Regions from separate parts of the Homo sapiens genome. Here all the other regions are linked to region 1. A link is an interaction called in ENCODE POLR2A ChIA-PET data of the cell type or tissue named here. Cell type or tissue: HepG2. All regions are shown on one strand. Region 1 overlaps ZNF445 (zinc finger protein 445). Region 2 overlaps TCAIM (T cell activation inhibitor, mitochondrial). Region 3 overlaps TCAIM (T cell activation inhibitor, mitochondrial).

Evidence for each region. ChIA-PET counts read pairs that join two places held together with the same protein. Peaks named below come from ENCODE experiments on the same cell type or tissue, not always from the same donor. Only the 100,000 strongest peaks of a DNase experiment are listed, where the experiment ranks them.
Region 2: POLR2A ChIA-PET joins it to region 1 with 23 read pairs; 4 of 35 experiments call an interaction of 5 or more read pairs at or near these places.
Region 3: POLR2A ChIA-PET joins it to region 1 with 16 read pairs; 4 of 35 experiments call an interaction of 5 or more read pairs at or near these places.

Annotation. Positions count from the first base shown.
Region 1 is chr3:44,438,473-44,440,972 of GRCh38, reverse strand. ZNF445 (zinc finger protein 445) reads left to right here. Exons shown (of 8, transcript NM_181489.6): 8 at 1-2,500. It also overlaps the pseudogene C3orf86P. Among named protein-coding and RNA genes, the nearest start is that of LINC01988, 12 kb to the right of the region's middle. In HepG2, no CTCF peak of the experiment used is centred here; a DNase peak (open chromatin) is centred at 1,212; H3K4me3 peaks cover 1,536 bases.
Region 2 is chr3:44,362,755-44,365,254 of GRCh38, reverse strand. All of the region lies in intron 4 of TCAIM (T cell activation inhibitor, mitochondrial), which reads right to left. Among named protein-coding and RNA genes, the nearest start is that of TCAIM, 25 kb to the right of the region's middle. In HepG2, no CTCF peak of the experiment used is centred here; a DNase peak (open chromatin) is centred at 1,444; H3K4me3 peaks cover 394 bases.
Region 3 is chr3:44,358,289-44,360,788 of GRCh38, reverse strand. All of the region lies in intron 3 of TCAIM (T cell activation inhibitor, mitochondrial), which reads right to left. Among named protein-coding and RNA genes, the nearest start is that of TCAIM, 21 kb to the right of the region's middle. In HepG2, no CTCF peak of the experiment used is centred here; a DNase peak (open chromatin) is centred at 1,428; H3K4me3 peaks cover 213 bases.

The DNA.
Region 1 (2,500 bases):
CACTGCACTCCAGCCTGGGTGACAGAGCAAGACTCTGTCTCAAAAAAAAAAAAAAAAAATGCCATGGCAACATCAGGAAGTAACACTATATGGTCTAAAAAGGAGAGGAACCCTCAGTTCTGGTAATTGCTCACACCTTTCCCGGGAAACTTATGAATAATCTACCCCTTGTTTAGCATATAATCAATAAATAACCATAAAAATAGGCAACCAGCAGCCCTTGGGGCTACTCTTCCTATGGAGTAGCCATTCTGTATTTCTTTACTTTCTTAATATTAACTACTTTCACTTTGTGGACTCGCCCGAATTCTTTTCTTGAGCAAGGTCCAAGAACTCTCTCTTGGGGACTGGATCACGACCGCTTTCTGGTAACAGGAGCAATACAAATGGCTATTAGTAAACGAACGCTTAAGTAACTCTAGTACATCTATGATGAAATACCAGGCCACAGTTTTTTTAAAAATGAGGATGTTCTCTATATACTGACGCACAGTCACCAAGACATGCACTTTATAGGAAATTATAAGCTCCTCCTTGCCTAAATCTCCTTAATTTTGCTTAATAAATAACAAGTGAAGCCAGAAGCTGTAAACTCATAATTTTAATGAAGAAATGGGATCCAGAAGATGGAGATGTTTTTCATTCTACTTTATTAGATGAGGAAAAGGAGAGTAAATACTTGTATGCCAGCTACCACACCTTTTAAAGTTAATGTTAACCCTGCTAAGAACAGCAAGGAGATTTTATATCAGCCAGGTTTTAGTTGCCAGAAACCACACCAGTTATTTTAGCAAAGACCTTATAAAGAAGTGTACTATATTTAAGTAGCTAAAAAGGCAAGAAGAAAATGCCAAGGTGTCTTGGAGGTAGCAACTGCTAAGCAGCTGCCACCCCAGGACTGGGGGAGCTAGAATAGAGTCTCCCCATGTTTGACGTTTGTCTGCTAATAGCATTCAAGCTCTCCCCCTCAGTTTGCCTGGATCTGGACAAGCTGATAAGAAAGCCCAGCCACTTCCTCTTTGCGTCAGAGGGGAAGTTCAAACTGTGCAAACCCTGACTGTCAAATGCACTGAGCTCTCATAACCACAACAAAAACCAGAGCCACTTGTTCGTCCTTTCACTGAAGCCCAACAGACTGGCGTGGGTGCCCGCTTTGCTTTCCCTAGAAGGCCTCATGTGAGTAGTAAACTTTTTCATAACCTCTTGGTGTCTGCAGTGTCATCAGTTTCAACATCCGAACCAGTTTTGAGTGATGGTAGTTTATTGATCCCACCTCATGTGGAGCAAAGTGCAAAGCAGGAACAAAGAGACGTGGCTAGAATTGTTGAAAGGTGGGAGATTGGAAGAGGGACCTTGTGGAGCTGAACTCAGACCTATGGTGGAGGAGTGGACTGCTGGGCTGACATAGTGTCTGTGCTCAGGGAGGGGCCCTGTGGCCTTTGGATCTGTGCTTCTGTGGAGAGGTCCCAGCTACTAATGCTGGGGCAGGGAGCAGAAGGGAGGGTCACAATGAGACTTTGAGTGTTAGTTAACCACCTTTTGCCTGAAGAACATGTAATGGCCTTCCCTGAGGTATATGTCTTCCAAAAGTCCGCTGACGTTGCTCATGACCTATGGTCACCACTGCTTTTTGCGTTTTGCTTTTTTTTTTTTTTTTTTTTTGAGACAAGGTCTCACCCTGTCACCCAGGCTGGAGTGCAGTGGCACGATCTCAGCTCACTGCAACCTCCACTTTCCCAGGCTCAAGCGATTCTCCAGCCTCAGCCTCCTGACTAGCTGGGACTACAAGCGTGCACCACCACACCCAGCTAATTTTTGTATTTTTGTAGAGACAAGGTTTGGCCATGTTGCCCAAGCTGGTCTTGAACTCCTGACCTCAAGTGACCCACCTGCCTCAGCTTGCCAAAGTGCTGGGATTACAGGTGTGAGCCACCATGCCTGGAGTCCTTGTTTTTTTTTTTTTTATACTTTTAGGGTACATGTGCACAATGTGCAGGTTAGTTACATATGTATACATGTGCCATGCTGGTGCGCTGCACCCACTAACTCATCATCTAGCATTAGGTATATCTCCCAATGCTATCCCTCCCCCCCTCCCCCCACCCCACAACAGTCCCCAGAGTGTGATGTTCCCCTTCCTGTGTCCATGTTTTCTCATTGTTCAATTCCCACCTATGAGTGAGAATATGCGGTGTTTGGTTTTTTGTTCTTGCGATAGTTTACTGAGAATGATTATTTCCACCTTCATCCATGTCCCTACAAAGGACATGAACTCATCATTTTTTATGGCTGCATAGTATTCCATGGTGTATGTGTGCCACATTTTCTTAATCCAGTCTATCATTGCCTGGAGTCCTTTTAAAAAAATTATTTTTTTGGCCAGGCACGGTGGCTCACACCTGTAATCCCAGCACTTTGGGAGGCTGAGGCGGGCAGATCACGAGGTCAAGAGATCGAGACCATGCTGGCTAACGCGGTGAAACCCCGTCTCTAGTAAAAA
Region 2 (2,500 bases), 76 kb after region 1:
ATCCAGAACATGCCAACTAAGAAATACTTTTTTTTAGTTCAATAATTTGGGTAAACTTAGAACTACTGGCAAGGGAATTATTCTAGTCAGTAAAGGAGGAAAGGAAAACCCAAATTGCTGCACTGGAGGTTAAGAAAAAATAGCTCATCCTCAGAAGTGCAAAGTCAAGGAGTAAATCTGTTTCTATCTCAATTTATCAGCTCATTATTTAATCCAACATAAGAGCTGCTATATAGTGAGGATTGCCTGTACCACACTGCAAATATCCTTTACTGGTTCCTCAGGATACATTCCAAGAAGAATTTTGTGGCTTTGGGGAGAGAATTCCAAGCTGCAGAGTTTGTAGTTTGCACTAATTTATATACCCATCAATAATGTGGGAAAATGTATTTTTACCATTTATGGGTATTACCAGCAAAAAAAGAAAAAAATTAATGGGCAAAAAATACTACCTAATTATTTCAGTTTGCGTTCGAATACTGAGGCTAAAGATTTTTTTTTTTTTTTTTGAGACAGGGTCTCACTCTGTCACCCATGCTGGAGTGCAGTGGTGCCTGCCATCTTGCCTCACTGCAACCTCTGCCCCCTGGGCTCAGGTGATTCTCCTACCTTAGGCTCTCGAGTAGCGGGGACTACAGGCACATGCCACCACGCCTGGTTAATTTTTTGTATTTTTAGTAGAGACGGGGTTTTGCTATGTTGCCCAGGCTGGTCTGGAACTCCTGGACTCAAGCAATTTGCCTGCCTTGGCCTCTCAAGAGTGTTGGGATTACAGGCGTGAGCCACCACGCATGGCCTAAAGATTTTTATATACTTAACTGACATTTATATGTGTTATTTCTTGAACTGTCTATTTATTGTCTTTCTCCATTTTTGGAATGGAACTACTCTGGTTTATTTTTAATTTGTAAAAACTCTTTATGTATTAGCATCATCTTTTTGTCATATATGCTATATCTTTTCTCCCATTTCTAGTTTAATTTTTTCTGTAACCTTTTACATTTTTTTTTTTTTTAAATGACAGTCTCAGCCAGGTGCGGTGGCTCATGCCTGTAACACCAGCACTTTGGGAGGCTGAGGTGGGCGGATCACGGGGTTAAGAGATCGAGACCATCATGGCCAACATGGTGAAACCCCGTCTCTACTAAAAATACAAAAATTAGCTGGGCATTGTGGCGCTTGCCTGTAGTCCCAGCTACTCAGGAGGCTGAGGCAGAAGAATCACTTGAACCTGGGAGGCAGAGGTTGCAGTGAGCCAAGATTGCACCACTGCACTCCAACCTGGCAACAGAGTGAGACTCCGTATGAAAAAAAAAAAAAAAAAAAAAAAAAAAGACAGACTTGCTGTGTTGTCCAGTTGTCCAGGCTAGCCTCAAACTCCTGGGCTCAAGTGATTCTCCCACCTCAGTCTTCTGAGTAGCTGGGAGTACAGGCTTGTGTCACCATGCCCAGCTATAAGCTATTTTTGTTTAAGAAATCATTCAAAGTTAACCATTAACTGAAAGTAAAGGATTCTGTTTTTACTCAGCCAGAGCTGGCTACAGCTATTTGTCTTAGCATTAATTCACAGAAAGCTCTTAGCAAATCTTTAACTTATTTTAAAATTTATTCTAATAACAACATTTACTTCCTCATGAACCACCAAAAAGATACGGAGCTGAAGAAATAATTTCAGCCTTTAAGGATTTCAATGTATTAATAATGCTAAAGGCTCATAAAATTTCAGTAATGAAAATCACTAGTAAACATTTTACCTTATCACCATCTTATTTATTCAAAGCTGATTAATGATTTCTAGTGTTCTAGAAATAAAAATTTTTTAAAAATCTACTTGATTTTAATTTTATAATCAGGTAAAAATGTTACAGAAGTAAAAATGTTTTAAATCTTTGTCAGAGGGCCAATCTTTGTTATAAAGGCAAAAGGAAAAATGATTAATTACAATATTTTAAAAGAAGAATTAATAGATAATGTGGTATACAAATCAAAACACTGGACTAGGAATAAGGAGACATTAGTTCTAGTACCAGCTCTGTCCCTAATTTGCTGTGTGAAACTTCCTAAGTTTTCCACTAAGCTTTTAAATTCAGTTTACTCTTTAACTCCATGTATATTCAATATTTAAGACAAATCCAGCTGAGAGTGGTAGCAGAAGCACTAGTGGTAGCTGTAGGAACGAGCTCGACTCTTTCAACCACATACAAATAAAAACAGATTGATGATAATATTTTTATTTTAACAACTATAAAGGATATAATCTGCCTCTAAAAATTCCATCTGTCTTCCTGGAGAAATAATGAAACCTAAGTAGACCACTACATATATGTAAGATGTTATTTAATTCCTAGCCTAATCTTGACCCTGACTAACAGGAGCATACATCTATTAAAAATATTTATGAATATTTGGTTTTACACTAGTAACAATCTATCTCAGTTGCTTATGAGACTCTCATGCCTAGGAACAGCACATTCATGTATTTAAACTTTCAAACAGAATT
Region 3 (2,500 bases), 80 kb after region 1:
ACAAAAAATACAAAAATTAGTTGGGCACGGTGGTACATGCTTGTGGTCCCAGCTACTCAGGAGGCTGAGGTAGGAGGATCACTTAAGCCCAGGAGTTCGAGGCTGCAGTGAGCCCCTTGATGGTGCCACCACACTCCCCGCCTGGGTGACAGAGCAAGACTCTGTCTCCAAAAAAATTAAAAAAAAAAAAAGATTATATATAGGAAGTGAATAGGAACTGGGTAAACGAAACAGGAATATAGGAATGAGACTTCTCATTAAACTTTGTATTTAGTTTTGATTTTTTTTTTAAACCCACAATGTTTTGCAGATTTTTAAATTAAATTAAAGAGGATTTTTTAAAAAACCCAAAAATCCTGTGCATCACTGGGAAACCCTGGACTTTGAGTTCGATGCTATGAATAGATGGGACTTTAAGCCACTCTTCCTAAGAAAAGGGGCAAGGGTGTTCTCTAATAGTAGGAAGAAGACTGAACTGAACATGTGGTGGCAAGAAGAGTGACAAGAAGAGTGAACAGTCTTCATGGAGCTTGCATTTTAGTGAGGGGAGAAAAATAAACAACAAACCTCACAAATAAGGAAATAGGGTACATGGAAAGGAAAAAAAAACAAGTACTGCAGGGTAAAGAGGGGACGGAATGCTAGGAAGGAAAGCAGAGATGGCAATTTAAAATAGGGTAGTTTTAAAAACAAAACAAAACAAAACAAACACAAGTAATAGTGTAGTCTGGGAGAGCCTCACTGAAAGGTGAGAAAGTAAAGGACAAGCCATATCTGGGATATCTGGGAAAAGGATGCTCTAAACAGAGGCAGCAGCTAGGGCAAGGGCTTGACACAAAGGAGGAGTCAATAAATACAAGTTAAAGATAACACGAAAATGTAAACTTATCAGAACCATTAAACTCTAGGCACATTGTGTCAGGGGTCCCCAAGACCACTCTCAGGTTCAACGATTTACTAGAAGGATTCACAGAACTCAGACAAGCTGTTTTATTCACCATTATGGTTTATTACAACAAAAGAATGGAGATTAAAATCAGCAAAGGGAAAAGGTGAATAGAGCAGAATCAGGAGAGACCACGTGCAAGTTTCCAGTTGTCATTTCACAGTGGAGTTTTACAGACAGTGCTTAATCCCCCCAGCAATGGTGTGTGACAATACGTAAAAGTGTTGCCACCCAAGGAAGCTCATCCAAGTCTGGATGTCCAGAGTTTTACTGGGGGTCAGTCAGGTAAGCATTTAGTGCTTATGTGACTCACTTCAGCTACTCAGTCTCAGCTCCCCAAATACCCAAGGTCAAATTAATACAGTGCAGCCCAGGGTCTTAGACACAGGAAAACAGGTATTCACTATAAATCACATTGTTAGCATAAACTATCTGGCATGGTCAAAGGCCTCAGGCAAACAGAAACATTCCTATCCAGGGGCTCAGAGCTCATTTCCCAGTAGCCAGTCAAAGGTCAGCACTGGGGTCAGACCTTTCTTTGGAATGTGCAAGGTTTAAGCAACCCAAGCTTGCTGAGTTAACCCTTTACCACACGTAGAAGTTTTTGTTGTTTGTTTTTTAAATTTAGGAGATGAGGACTCACTATGTTGCCCAGGCTTGAATTCCTGGGCTCAAGTAATCCTCCTGCCTCAGCCTCCCTAGTAGCTGGGACTACAGGTGTGCCACCATGCCCTGCTGCATACAGAAGTCTTAATTAAAAAAAATACATTGGTAGAATAATATTAAAGTATTACTAAGCTTGATTTTTCTATACATTTTGAATTTAAAAACTTTATTAATGCATCCCCGAGTTAATGAATATTTTTCTGTTGATTCAATTTACTGATTACTTTGAAAAGTTCTGACTTTGAGTAGCCAACATATCACATATCATAATCAGAATATTTTCCTAGAAGCAAAAAAGCAAAATAGATTTTCCATTGCAAGTAGAAAAAAATAACGATGTTCTAATTTTCAAGATTTCAAGTTCCTTTTCATATTAAACTAGATATCAGTGTTAATGAAAATAGAAGGAACACTGAAGTAATTCCAAAGCATGTGGCTTTGTAATACATAGCAGTCCCTTGGTATCCATAGGGGATTGGTTCCAGGACCTCCCGTGGATACCGAAATCTGCGAATGCTCAAGTCTCTCATATAAAATAGTGTAGTATTTGCAAATAACCTATGTGTATCCTCCCATATACTTTAAGTCATTTCTAGATTACTTATAATATCTAATATAATGTAAGTGCTATGTAAGTAGTTGTTATCCTGTGTTGTTCAGGGAATAATGACAAGAAAGAGAAGTTTGTTCATGTGTAGTACAGATGTATTTTTTTCCCCTAATATTTTCAGTCTGAGGTTGGTTGAATCCATGGATGTAAAACCCATGGATATGAAGGACTGACTGTATTTTCTAATGTTAAAATATATTGACTGTCTTAACTACATCTACCATAAGTCATTTTTCATATCAGTTTGTATTCCTGGAGCACACATTAACTGATGTTGT